Regions from separate parts of the Homo sapiens genome. Here region 2 is linked to region 1. Evidence: read pairs that join two places in POLR2A ChIA-PET (ENCODE). Cell type or tissue: K562. All regions are shown on one strand. Each heading gives the region's core, and the rest is flanking DNA. Links, peaks and the distances in the headings are about the cores only.

Region 1 (7,253 bases), core at 873-5,872:
CTCCCCTAAGAGAAGCAAGGGTGCAAACGCAATGGTGAGTGGCACCTGGCACCCAAATCAGTGCCAGCGTTCCAAGAGGAGAGGTTGGACACTGTCCCACATCAAGGGGGCAGCTGCTGCTTCAATCTATTTAATAGCTAACTTCTGTCATAAAGGAGCAAAAATCTCATTCAAGTTTTCAAGGGAAGCAGATGGACTCTTGGTGGCACAGTTTAGCACTGAGCCAGTGGGTGAGGAGCCACACCACTCCGCAATGTTCCAGTTCACACTTAGGCCTGCCACAGAAGCCAGCTTGACCTGGGTGCCACCATTCAGACTTCTCCAGTCCTGCTGGACACACCCAGGTGCCCCTGTCTTCTTGAGGTGCCTTCACCTCAACCCTGGCTGGACAGCTATCAGGGAGCTTCTTCTTGCTTACTCCAAGACAAACAAGACCCCTTGTTCATCGCAAGGACATCACTGCTTATCTCTGTGAGAAAATGGACAACGGATTTTTAAAAACCATGAATCTACAGAAGATAAAAAATGGCCAGGCATGGTGGCTCACACCTGTAATGCCAGCACCTGGGGAGGCTGAGACAGGAGGATCACTTGAGGTCAGGTGTACAAGACCAGCCTAGGCAACATAGTGAGACCCCATCTCTACAAGAAAAATACAAAAATTAGCCAGCCATGGTGGCAATGTAGCAGCCTTAGTCTCAGCTACTCAGGAGGCCAAAGGAGACCGCCTGAGCCCAGGAAATCGATGCTGCAATGAAGAACAAGATTCCATCTCCAAAAAAAGAAGTTACAAAACGTATAAGGCTCTTCTAAGTCTTGGGTACCTGGCTGAAATACATGTATATATGAAATCAAAGACTACAGAATTTATAAATGCACAAGCATATTCCTAACAAACATTTAAAAAGTGCATATTTAAACTAGCAGCAGAAAGGCATGCTTTGATCAGATGGTTAGTTTCTGAAGATGGAGTCAGAAGACAGCACGCAGGCTGCAACAAACAGATCTTAAGGGAAGAGCAAGGCCACAGAGACACCCAAGAGCATGCCCCTCCCACCACCCGGCAGAGAGCCCATCAGAGTGGGTGCAGGGGACAGGAGCTCCAGGTGGGGGCAGTTAACAATGCTTATTACTTTCAAAACAAGCTTCTGTTCCTGATCTTACTAAACAAACATTATGATAGGAGATTAGTGTGAAACTGGCACAAAAGCTAAATTAACATAGGTAGAGTATATTCGGGATTATTTCCTTACAATACATTCCCAGAGTGTCAAAGGAGATCAGTAAGAGAAAATGAGGGCTAGAAAGAAACTCTCTCACATATAGTAATTCAGAAAACCAGGGGAAAGGTAAGGGTTAGGAATTTTAAAGTTATGTCATAAAAACAAATTAATGCATTGAGAAATTCAACTTAAACTCTCATCACAAACCATACATCAAAATAAATTACATGGTGGGGTCTGGTGGCTCATGCCTGTAATCCCAGCACTTTGGGAGGCCAAGATAGGCGGATCACTGGAGGTCAGGAGTTCGACACCAGCCTAACCAACATGGTGAAACCCCATTTCTACTAAAAATACAAAAATTAGCTGGGCGTGGTAGCACACGTCTGTAATCCCAGCTACTTGGGAGGCTGAGGCAGAAGAATCGCTTGAACCTGAGAGGCGGAGGTTGCAGTGAGCCGAGACTGAGCCATTGCACTCCAGCCTGGGCAACAAAACCAAAACTGTCTCAAACAAGCAAATAAATAAATAAATAAATAAATAAAGCATTTTTATAAGCTAACTTTCCAAGTTTTACATTTAATGTAAAAAAAAAAAAAGAAAGAAAGAAAAATCAAAACGTTCCTTCTGGTAGGTGACAGGAAAAAAAAAAAACCAAAACATTAAAAAACCGAACACAAAAGTGAGTATTTACTAAATCTCTGAAGGAAATTCAATTTCCTAACCTTAAAAATAATAAAGTTGTAACTGAAAAAATAGAAAGATTTGAAGATAATTTTTAAATGTTTAAAACTCAAAAAGTAAATCATCAAAATCTAAAACCAAATTATCTTGGAAAGAATATTTGAACTAGGTACGACAAAAAGCTATTACCAATACCATAAAAAGCACTCATACAAATCGGTAAGAAAAACATTAAAATCCCAGTAGAAAAATTAATTAAAGACAAAAAGAGGCTGGGCATAGTGGCTCATGCCTGTAATCCCAGCACTTTGGGAGGCTGAGGTGGGTGGATCACCTGAGGTCAGGACTTTGAGACCAGCCTGACCAATATGGTAAAACCCTGTCTCTATTAAATACAAAAAATTAGCCGGGCGTGGTGGCACATGCCTGTAATCCCAGCTACTTGGGAGGCTGAGGCAGGAGAATTGCTTGAACCCAGGAGGTGGAGGTTGCAGTGAGCCAAGGGCTTGCCACTGCACTCCAGCCTGGGCAAAGGAGTGAGACTCCTAAAAAAAAAAAAAAAAAAAAGGACAAAAAAAGACAGTTCACAAAAGGAGAAAAGCATGTACTTAACCAGCTTAGAGGAAAATGACCAACCTTGCTACTAAAAAGAGGAATACAGACTAAAATAAATATTTCCCTAGATCCACTTAGCCAAGACATTAAATCAGACAACTGGCACTCCACTAATCCTGCTAAAGGGAATTACAGAAGCAATTTGGGAAGGTGTAGAAAAGATTTCAAATGGGTTCAGAACCCAAAAAACGCCCTGTAGGAGTAGACTGCATACAGCAGTAGGAAAGTGGAATGAACCCATGTGACCCCAAAACCTTTGGCCTAGTAACCCTACTTCTAGAAATCTACCCGAAGGAAATTAACCTACCAACCTAAAAAACTGTACATAAACAATACTCACTGTAGAATAACAAAAAAAATTAAAAAGCATAATCAGAAATTTCCAATGTTGAAGTTCTAGATGGAAAATAAGTAATAAAACCAAAATTTCCAGATACATTAAGTGAAAAAAGCAGGTTACCAATTGCATAACACAATCACTAAGTTAAACATACAGAAAAGGACCCACTGAAACGTATCAGAATATTAAAACTGACCTTCCCCTGATGAGCAGACACATCAAACCATGATACAGCCATACAACAGACACAACCCAGCAACGCCAAGGAACAAACCACTGACACACCCACAACACAGTTGAGTCTCAGGTGCAAGATGCCAAGTAACAGAGGCCGAGGGCTGCGTGGGTCACTGGCATGACATTCCGGACAAGGAGAATGGTGGGGACAGAGACTAGAACAGAACCTGACAGGGGCTGAAGGCGGAGATGGAGCTGACTAGAGAGATGCATGAGGAAATGGGGAAGTAAAGAACCGTAGCTACAGCTTGATTTGTGATAATGGTTACAAGATGGAATGTGTCTCTCAAAAGTACACAGATGGGCTGGGTGCAGTGACTCATGCCTGTAATCCCAGCACTTTGGGAGGCCGAGGCGGGCGGATCACCTGAGGTCAGGAGTTCGAGAACAGCCTGGCCAACATGGTGAAACCCCCGTCTCTACTAAAAATACAAAAATTAGCTGGGCATGGTTGCATGTTCCTGTAATCACAGCTACTCGGGAGGCTGAGGAAGAAGAATCCCTTGAACCTGGGAGGTGGAGGATGCAATGAGCCAAGATCACACCACTACACTCCAGCCTGGGCAACAGAGCGAGATTCTGTCTCAAAAAAACAAAAAGTACACAGATGGCAACATTAAATGGACTAAGAAAAAAAATTCAACCATACACTAAAAAGCATAAACTTGGATGAGCACGCTGGCTCACGCCCGTAATCCCAACACTTTGGGAGGCTGAGGCGGGTGGATCACCTGAGGTCCGGAGTTCAAGACCAGCCTGACCAACGTGGAGAAACCCCATCCCTACCAATAATACAAAATTAGCCGGGCATGGTGGTGCGCACCTGTAATCCCAGCTACTCGGGAGGCTGAGGCAAGAGAATTGCTTGAACCCAGGAGGCGGAGGTTGCAGTAAGCCAAGATCACACCATTGCACTCCAGCTTGGGCAACAAGAGCGAAACTCCGTCTCAAAAAAAAAGCATAAACTTTTACCATATGTAAATTATACTTCAATTTTATTAAATGGTTCCTGACCTCAGTGATGTTATAGCCACATTAGAGAAACAAAGACAATCAACTATAATGCAAAGAAACTGTTTATCTAAAATAACACTTCTCAAAAACATAGTACAGGTATCCTAATGGATAGCAAAGCTACCAATGGTGGCTAAACAACTTTAAAAATTTTTAACGACTAAGTTTCTAATTTTAACTCAATTTTTACTCCTAATTTTTTCTCTTTTTTTGACATAAGGTCTCACTCTGTCACCCAGGCTGCAGTATAGTGGCACAATCCTGGCCCACTGTAACCTCTGCCTTCCAGGTTCAAGCAAACCTCCCACTTCAGCCTCCTGAGTAGCTGGGACTTACACGCCACCACAGCCAGCTAATTTTTGTATTTTTTGTACAGACGAGGTTTCACCATGTTGCCTATGCTAGTCTTAAACTCCTGGCCACAAGCAATCCTCCCACCTCAGCCTCCCAAATAGCTGGGACTATAGGCACACACCACCACGCCCATTTTTTTTTTTTTTTTTTTTTTCTGAGATGGAGTCTCACTCTATCACCCAGGCTGGAGTGCACTGGCGTGATTTCGGCTCACTGCGCCCTCCGCCTCCCGGGTTCAAGCGATTCTCCTGCCTCAGCCTCCTGAGTAGCTGGGATTACAGGCGTACACCACCACGCCCGGCCAATTTTTGTATTTTTAATAGAGACAGGGTTTCACTATGTTGGCCAGACTGGTCTCCAACTCCTAACCTCAAGTGATCCACCTGTTTCGACCTCCCAAAGTGCTGGGATTACAGGCACGAGCCACTGCGCCCAGCCAAATTTTTGTATTTTTTTGTATAGACAGGGTTTCAACATATTCCCCAGGCTGGTCTCGAACTACTGGGGCTCAAACAATTCTCCTGCCTTAATCTCCCAAAGTGCTGGGATTACAGGCATGAGCCACCACACCTGGCCTGGCCCCTAATTTTAATTCAACTCTCTACAGAGACGCTGACACACACACATTTTGAAATGTGTTGGTTTTTTTTTTTTTAATTTTAAGACAAATGGATAAAAAGGTATGATGAAGCAGGTATGGTAAAATGTTTAATGGAAACTAAGTGGCAGGTATACTAGTGTTCACCGTAAAATTTTCTCTTGTTTTTTAAGACAGAGTCTCACTCAGTCACCTAAACTCGAGTGCTGCGGCGCAATCTCAGCTCACTGCAACCTCTGTCTCCTGGGCTCAAGCGATTCTCATGCCTCAGCCTCCTGAGTAGCTGGGACTACAGGTGTGAGCCACCACAACCGGCTAATTTTTGTATTTTTAGTACAGACGGAGTTTCACCACGTTGGCCAGGGTGGTCTCAAACTCCTGATCTCATATGATCCACCTGCCTCAGCCTCCCAAAGTGCTTGGATTACAGGCGTGAGCCACCCCACCCAGCCAACCACAAAATTCTTTCAATCTCTGTGTATCTTTGAAATTTTTCATAATAAATGTTACAAAAAATACTTTCAATATAAGATGATAACACTAGATGTCACGTAACAAATTAAAAGCTACTAACCCAAGATCTATATGCTAACAAAACCTTCATTATTCTCCCACCAAAGGGCACATTACAGAAGTACCATACTAGTTCCTGAAATATATAAATTCCGAATGATACCAAGTGGGCTAAACTGAATTTGAAAATTGTCTAGGGCTTATCACACTGTATGTTACTACAGAGAACTGACCTGTCAGGGTGCTGTAATGGTGGATCAACAGGAAAGCCTCCCCTCAATGTCTCCAATGTCCCTTCCATTTAACAGGCTACAATTCCAAGGATTTTAAATCATGGAGGTAGTAGTGGGTCCTTAACCTTATGAACCAAAGCTCCTATACTAGAACAGGTGGGATCTATTTCAGCTTGTGAGAGAAGTTCAAGAAAAACTGAAGAAGTGCTTCATCAAACACCAAATAATAAGGTTATAAATCCCCAATCCATCATTCTACTGTTGTTTCTTGATCTTTATTTTTCCACGGCCCCGCTAAGGAACATCTGTATAAGTTTCTCTCCTAATTGCCTCCCCATGGAATTTTAATACTACAGCTGTACACAGATATACCACACTGTACATCTGTTCAGGAACTGGGATCTTCGGGAGGCCACAAATCACTGTAATGCCTAAGTTTTTTCACCCTTCTTCCAATAACTAATTTTCACTCCCTTGTTGGAGATATCGCCCTCACTGAGAATGCATGTTCTGATGTATGGAAAGAAACCCAGAAAAATGAATTCCAAATTTGGTAGCTGTGGGGAGCTGATGAATGGGGAGAAAGGGCAAAGGAACTCTTAACGAGCTCTATGTATTTCTGTGTTGTTTGGATATCTTTCAATGTGAACTGTTCATGTGTTACCCTTATTAAAAAAAAAGATGGAAAACAAAGAACTGGAAACAATCCAAATGGTCCATCAGCGGGCAACAGACAAACCGGTACGTTCACACCAAGGAGTACTCCTCAACAATAAAAAGAAACAGGCTGGGAACAGTGTCTCAAACCTGTAATTCCAACACGGTGGGAGACTGAGACCAGAGGATGTCTTGAGTCCAAGAATTCAAGACAAGCCTGGGCAACACAGTGAGATAGTGTCTCTACAAAAAATCAAAAATTAGCACGGCGTGGTGCCACACACCTATAGTCCCAGTTACCTGGGAGGAGATCACTTGAGCTCAAGAAGTCACAGCTGCAGTAAAGCTATGATCATGCCACTGCACTCCAGCCTGGGTGACAGAGCAAGACCCTGTCTCCACAACAAAAACAAAAACAAAAACAAGCTATTGGGGCCGGGCGCGGTGGCTCACACCTGTAATCCCAGCACTTTGGGAGGCCGAAGTGGGTGGATCACTGAGATCAGGAGTTTGAGACCAGCCTGGCCAACATGGTGAAACCCTATTTCTTTTTCTTTTTTTTTTTTTTTTTTTTTTTGAGACAGAGTCTCGCTCTGTCGCCCAGGCTGGAGTGCAGTGGCGCAATCTCCGCTCACTGCAAGCTCCGCCTCCCAGGTTCACCCCATTCTCCTGCCTCAGCCTCCCGAGTAGCTGGGACTACAGGCACCCACCACCACGCCCGATTAATTTTTTGTATTTTTAGTAGAGATGGGGGGTGAAACCCCATTTTTCTACTAAAAATACAA
Region 2 (7,253 bases), core at 884-5,883, 440 kb before region 1:
AACCTCAGGCCTCTGGTCATCAGTGGCACCGGCTGATCTTGCCACTGACTTCATTCCTGTTATTTTTCAGCTTTTACTTCCTCCTTCTCTTCAGAGACAGGAGACAATAAGAAAAATGGCCTCTCTCCTCAGTAGGGCTGTCCCAAGCACATGGGAGTGGCTGCAGGAGAAGGCCTTGCTGCTGGAGGGGCTGGGTCCCTGGAGATCCAGGGTCCGCGGAGGGGTGGGGACGCAAAGACCCCCGTGAGTCTCCTGCTGCCTCACGTTCCGCGGAGCTGCTCACTCGCTTGTTTCCTGAAGATGTTTGGTCAGTGTCTTGCTGCAACCTCCCGGTCTCGGCAGTGCCGCGGGGGCCGTCGCCTGCTCTGGGGAGTGAGACGGAAGGAGAATGTCCCACAGACGAGGCAGGAGATGGGGGCCGGGGTCCTCGGGCTTCTGACAGGCTGCGGGGGATTTGCCGGGTCCTCCCAGCAGGTGGGGTGGGCACCCAGGCCGCCTCATTTGGACGTTAAGGAAACGTGGGTGACTCCAGAGCTGTGAAGGACCGGGGCCCAAGGTCCAGGTTACAGTGTGTTTCTCTCCCACACACGCTTACCCAGGGCTGGTTTCAGTGTGATGCCGAGGCAGCATGGCTGCGCACTTCAGGTCTGAGCCCCCGGCGCTTCCCTGCCTTCACGTTCAGCTGGTGGTGGAGGCACTGGGCCCTTCTCAGGCTTCCTCTGCTCGGTGGAGGGCCACGCCACCCCTGCCGTGCCACTCCTGTTTCTGTGAACATGTGCATTTTGAATTACGCATATTCAAAGTGCCTGCACGTTTTGGGGGAGCGTGCCACTGCGTCACTGGACATGGGTGCGCTGGCCCCGGGGACAGGTGGTAGGAAACCAGCCAGAGCTGGCTGCGGGATCAAGCATCAGGCAGATTAGAGAGGAGCGCATCCTGCTCATTGGTGCTCATTTTTTTCACACATGGAACCACAGAACCCTCAAAGCCAGGACGATGCGGGTCCCAGGGCGCTGGCGTCCCTGAGATGCCGTATCTGTGGAACATGCAGGAGTGGGCCGATCGGGGTCTCCCTGCACACCCAGCCTTTACTTGGATGTCTCTTGTTTTGCCTCCTGGCATCCTTGGACCCTTCCTTTGGTAACAGGGCCCTGCGTCTTCCTCCAGGAACCTCCCACCCCGCAGGCTGCATCTGGCCCGAGAGGTGCTGGCTCCACCCCTCGCTCTGTAGGGCCAACGACCTGGACTGGCCAGTGAGCAGGTTTCTTCCCCCAGCTGCGTCGGTGGGTCAGAGTGAGCAGGTGACCCACGGGGCCGGGGGGGGCACAGGCTTCCCTGGCACTGGCTGGGGCTCTCCCAGAAAGCATGAGACAAGGGCCTAAGTGTTTGTAGCTTACTGGGAGGCGATCCCAGGAAGCACCAGGGGTGTCTGTCTGTGCATGTTTGAGTTCACATGTATGTAGGTGTATGTGTGTATATGTGCATGTTTGTGTATGCATGCATGTGTACCTGCATACATGCACAGGTGCATTTGTTCACATACATGCACACATGTGTATATGTATGTTCACAATCCATGCACGTCTGTATGTCTATGTGTGACTTCATGTGTGTGCATATGTACGTGCTCACATGTATCTATGCATACACATGCAGCCCATGTACGAGCATGTGCATTTGCAAGTGTGTATGTATGTGTGCACATATGTGTACATGTATGTGTTCATGTCTGGACGTGTATAGCTCTGTATCTGTGCACGTGTGTATGCGGGGCATGTGTGTATATGTGTGTATACAAGCATGTGTGTGGCATGTGTTTACATGTGTGTGGCATGTGTTTACATGTGTCCAGATGTGTTTGCATGTACATGTGCTTGCATGTGTATTCGTGTGTGCATATATGTGTATGTGTGCATATATGTGTGTGTACATATGCATATGGGTTTGCTGGAATGTCTGTGTGTCTGTGTGTGCATGTGTGTAGAAGTGTGTTTGGAAGTGCATGTGTGCATATATGTGTGTGTATGTACATGTGCATATGGGTTTGCTGGCGTGTCTGTGTGTCTGTGTGTGTAGAACGCCGTAAGGATGGAGTTCAGGATTCACTGCAGGCTGTGCACAGCTAAGCGGCTCCCCGGTTGCAACGCACTAGTCAGAGCTGGTCAGCATCACCTCCAGTACAGGTCTCTGTGGGAGGCCAGTGACGGCCTCTGAAGACCTCGGGTCTTAATCCATGGAGCCTGTGGCTGTCCCCGGGTGACTCAGCACCCACTGTCTCAGAGTGACTCAGCACCCACTGTCTCCGGGGTGACTCGGTGTCTACTGTCCCGGGTGACTCGGCGCCCACTGTCCCCGGGGTGACTCGGCGCCCACTGTCCCCGGGTGACTCGGCGCCCAGTGTCCCCGGGGTGACTCGGCGCCCACTGTCCCCGGGTGACTCGGCGCCCACTGTCCCAGGTGACTCAGCACCCGTTCTCTCTTGGATGACTGACTCGGCCTCCCCAGGGTGACTCGGCTTTCTCCTTCACTCTCCCCCAGTGATGCAGGACAGGGGAGCCCCAAACTGGGGCTGAGCCCGGGAGGCTTCTTGGCTTCACTCAGGAATGAATTCAAGAGCCAGCTGGTGGTGGGAGAAGCAGGTTTACAGAGGTGCAGGGTTGCAGCCCCCCCATAGGCAGGGCGTCGAGGGCAGCCGCACAGCACAGTTCTGCAGCCTCATTTATACCCACGCTTAATTTCGTGCAGATGAAGGGGCAGGTTAGGCAGACATTTCCAGAAAAAGGTGGTAACTCCTGGGTCGTGGGGTTGTTGCTATGGAAAGGTGTGGTCGCCCAACGGTAAACGGACCTGGCCCTGGTGGCCTGTCTCATGCGGAGGTGCTTTCGCCTCTCCTTGTTTAGTCAGTCCTCAGTCTGGTCTGGAGGCTCGGTCCCTGCCTCTGGCTCTGAGTCCCGCCTCCCATCTCTCCAGGGTGGCTCCCTGGTGAGTCAGCGCCCGTCCACCCTGAGGATGACCGTCCCCGTCCGTTTGCATGACGCCATCTCACAGTCTCTGTGTCTCACTGTCACTGAGAACTGAGCCCCTTTCCCTTCCCCATCCGGTGTTTTGAGGGGCCTCATGTTCTGCTCTTGAGCTGGCCAGAGCCTTGCCTCTTCCCGAACACAAGTTCTGACCGATGACCCTGGGCTGGAGCCACTTCCAGGAGGGTTTGGCTGCAACCTCTGCCGCCGTCTTGCCCCATGGGGGCAGCTTGTTTGAAACTGGAACTGGGAGAGCAGAGCAGGGCTGGGGAGGTGAGCATCCTCCCAGGTACACCAGGCTCTGTGTCCAGCACTCCCTGAGCCCACCAGCGTCTGGACTTTTCACTGACCTAAATCAACATATTTCCTTTTCTACTTAAGCCAGTCTAGGTTAGCTGCTGCCATCGCAGTGAAGATGGTCCAGTCGGATACGCCGCCTGAACCTCAGCACCACACATGGTTCCTGGAGCCCAAGTCAGTGGGATGTTTGTCATTTGGGTCCCCGGCACCTTCCTACAGGTAAGAGCATCTTCAGTGAGGGTCGTAGACCAGGCTGGAGCCGGTAGGTCCCCCGGGATACCTGCTGCTGGGCGCCATCTGCCGGCTCCACGGTCGTCCGACGCTGAGGCACTTTCTGGGCCCTGTGGCCCCCACGCTCCAGGGTCCACGCGGAGGATCTGAACTCAGAAACTTGAGGACTTCACCTTGCTACAAAGGCATCACAGCCCTGACATCACGCAGCTTTGATAATCCACCAGGTGTTTAATCACAGGGACAGAGCACACCTCAAAGTGGTTTACGCACACACACAAAGAGGAAATTCGCTGACAGGAGTTGAGATGAGAGTGACAGGTTATGGGCTCCAGGGGCGGCGCAGTCCAGGCATTCCCACGATGTCCTGTGGGCTGTGCCAGAACCCTGGGAAGAGCAACGTGGTCGGAGGGTCCCGGGGGAGAGTGGGTGGCGGAGGGTCCCCGGGGAGAGCAGGGTGGCCGGAGGGTCCGGGGGGAGAGTGGGGTGGTTGGAGGGTCCCGGGGGAGAGTGGGGTGGCGGAGGGTCCCCGGGGAGAACGGGGTGGCCGGAGGGTCCCGGGGGAGAGCGGGGTGGTGGAGGGTCCCCGGGGAGAACGGGGTGGCCGGAGGGTCCCGGGGGAGAGCGGGGTGGCGGAGGGTCCCCGGGGAGAACGGGGTGGCCGGAGGGTCCCGGGGGAGAGCGGGGTGGTGGAGGGTCCCCGGGGAGAACGGGGTGGCCGGAGGGTCCCGGGGGAGAGCGGGGTGGCGGAGGGTCCCCGGGGAGAACGGGGTGGCCGGAGGGTCCCGGGGGAGAGCGGGGTGGCGGAGGGTCCCTGGGGAGAACGGGGTGGCCGGAGGGTCCCGGGGGAGAGCGGGGTGGCGGAGGGTCCCCGGGGAGAACGGGGTGGCCGGAGGGTCCCGGGGGAGAGCGGGGTGGCGGAGGGTCCCTGGGGAGAGCGGGGTGGCCGGAGGGTCCCTGGGGAGAGCGGGGTGGTTGGAGGGTCCCGGGGGAGAGTGGGGTGGCGGAGGGTCCCCAGGGAGAGCGGGGTGGCCGGAGGGTCCCGGGGGAGAGTGGGGTGGCCGGAGGGTCCCCGGGGAGAGTGGGTGGCGGAGGGTCCCGGGGGAGAGTGGGGTGGCAGAGGGTCTCCAGGGAGAACGGTGTGGCCGGATAGAGGATGCCTGGGCCCCAGAGCCTGGGAGACTTGGAGGAGTGGACTCGTCATGGTGGCCCTGGGCCCTCGGCCTCTGCTCTCGAGGGAAGGAGAGCAAACGCCTCTCTCGTGGAGGCAACAGTTCTTCCAGGTCTCTATCACCTGCAGCCACCCCCAGTGTTAGAAAGTGTGATGGCTGGGCCCGGTGAGGGGAGATGGTCCCATGAGGCGTCAAGAGCGGCGTTTCGTCTGGCCTGTTGGGCGCCTGTGTTCCAGTGGCGGTGTTTGGGGTCTGGTGAATGGATTGTGCTTATTTGCTGTCATCTCGGCTGCGTCTCGTCTGCTGGGTGCACGTGCTCAGATGGTGGAGCTTGACGGGCGCACGTGCTCGGATGGTGGAGCTTGACGGGCGCACGTGCTCGGATGGTGGAGCTTGACGGGCGCACGTGCTCGGGTGGCGGATCTTGGGGGTCTTTTGCTGTCACCTTGGCTGCAGCCACCTGCTCTCGCTGGACCCTCATCCTGGGCAGCGTCTGGCGTTCTGTTTCCACTCTGAATTTCCCTCTGTAACATTGAAATCGGTACCTCTTTCCTTTTTCTTCCCTCGAAAAGGGAGCTTCTTAGGATAATGTGTTTCACTCTGAAATAGCAAAAGGTAAGAATAGGCAAATAAATAATGATCCCAGCCATCTGAGCAAGCATTAAGGAGGATTTCTGAAAGCACATCCTGGTGTGGCTGCATCCCTGACCACGTCCGGCTGTGCTCGAGTGCGCCTGTCACACACAGCTTTGGAAGGCACCTATCACACATCTCCCATCTGCTTTTCTTCTCAGAGTGCAGGCGTGAATTTGCAGCCAGAGAAACCAGGAGCACCCGTGTTCCCATATGAGGTTCTTCATAAGCAGAGAGGGGTGACGGCTGTGTTAGGGCCTGGACAGGGGAGGGTCAGGAGTGGGGTCAGCTGAATAGGGGGCCTTGGGACCCCTTAACCAAAATTCTCTCCACACAGCCGTCCTCCTCTTTTTCAGTCTGTGGTTACTTAGAATTACTTTCACCTCAGTCAGGTGATGTGGCTCCTCCTGAAAGCAGAGGCAGCAGCCCTGGGCACGGGGAGGCTAGCCAGAGGCTGCAGGGTGGCCCTTGTTGGGTGGACAGGGCCTTGCCCACACCCGTGCCCTCGGCCGGCTGTGGATCTCCAGCCCTGCCCTTCTCTCCCTGGTGCCTCCTCCTGCTTTTGTGACAGTTTGCGGGGGCCTTGAATTGGGACACGCCTGTGAGCTGGGGCTGCGGCACCTCCTGCGTCCCCAGCTCCAGCTCAGCTCACGTGGTGCCTGGTACTCCGTGCAGTGCAGCTTACAGGGTGGTTAACCTGGCCCAGGTAAGGAGGCCCCGAGGCCACAGTCGCCACAGCGGCCACCAGGGGCCATTTGTGCCTCCCCAGAGCCCTTTTGTGCCAGGGAGCGTGGGGTCCTTGGTTTCAGAAGATGAACGCAGGCCATGTTCCAGGCCCCATCCGCACACCCGAGACAGGCAGCCCGTGATTGTCATTGACGCAGTACAAGTTCCAAGCATAATTTCAGAAGAGTGCATGGATGAGAGCTGAGGGGCAAGCCCACCTCCCGTCCCGGCCCTGCCCCGCCCACCCTGTCACCTGCCAGAGTGACACTTTCTGTCAGCCACTGCATTTCCCATCGGCCCATGGCTGTGCCCTCCTGCCTGCCACAGGCCTGAGACCCCCACTCCCAGCTAGACGGGGTTGGGGGAAAGGCCAAAACTTGGTGCAGGCACAGGAGTGCCAAGGCCTTTGTGCTAGGTGGCCCTGTGTGCAGAGGACGGGGCTGGGGTCGGCCTGGCTGGACTGAGCCCAGGTGGGGGGCGGGGGCGGGGGTGGGGGCAGGGCTCGGGGAGCTTTGGGCGAGATTGGAGCTGGGTCTGGAAGGGCGGAGGAGCCTGGGAAGTGGGGAGGAGCCTGGCGAACCGTTTCTGCAGGTGCTGGTGCTGTTCCTGCCCTGGGAGGCCCCTCTAAGGTGCTGGGAGGCCTGGGTTGTTGCTGGTGTCTGCAGCAGTTCTGAGGAGCAAGAACCTTCCCTGGGTCCCAGGACTCTCTCTCCTCTGCCTCAGCGTCCGGGTCCCCGGATCCAGCTGCATCCCTGGCGATCCCCTTCCCTCATCCTTGCCTTGAGGCCCAGGGCCCCGTGAGTACCAGACGCTGTTATCAGGGGCCTGAGCTGCAGGGAGGAGCTGCAGTCTATTAAGATTTAAAGAGATTTGATGTAACAAGACAAGCACGAGAAGGAATTTAATTTAGAGATAAAAAAGTAATCAAATCTCAACCTGTGGACAGAGGACAGTGCCTGGATGCCGATTGTTTTCATACAGCAACATGCAGCGCGCGTTAAGAGGCAATTAACGTGGCTGCTGGGTTTCAGAACCGCAGGGCGGAGCCCTCTCCGAGCCCTGAGCTGTGGCCACCTGGACACATGCAGAACTCGAAAATGATTTTCCCGCAGAAGCTGAGGGCGTGGGCTCAGCTCGGGGTGAGGGAGTGTCTCCTCATGGTCCTTTCCGT

The links. ChIA-PET counts read pairs that join two places held together with the same protein. Peaks named below come from ENCODE experiments on the same cell type or tissue, not always from the same donor. Only the 100,000 strongest peaks of a DNase experiment are listed, where the experiment ranks them.
Region 2: POLR2A ChIA-PET joins it to region 1 with 7 read pairs; 2 of 35 experiments call an interaction of 5 or more read pairs at or near these places.

What each region holds. Positions count from the first base shown.
Region 1 is chr12:131,952,095-131,959,347 of GRCh38, reverse strand. The region is part of intron 1 of EP400 (E1A binding protein p400); the gene reads right to left. Among named protein-coding and RNA genes, the nearest start is that of EP400, 5.8 kb to the right of the region's middle. RefSeq lists a silencer at 4,350-4,644. In K562, for the core only: no CTCF peak of the experiment used is centred there; DNase peaks (open chromatin) are centred at 1,057 and 3,342.
Region 2 is chr12:132,389,317-132,396,569 of GRCh38, reverse strand. No RefSeq gene overlaps it. Among named protein-coding and RNA genes, the nearest start is that of GALNT9, 63 kb to the right of the region's middle. In K562, for the core only: a CTCF peak has its summit at 3,618 (motif pointing left); DNase peaks (open chromatin) are centred at 2,289 and 2,979; H3K27me3 peaks cover 2,275 bases.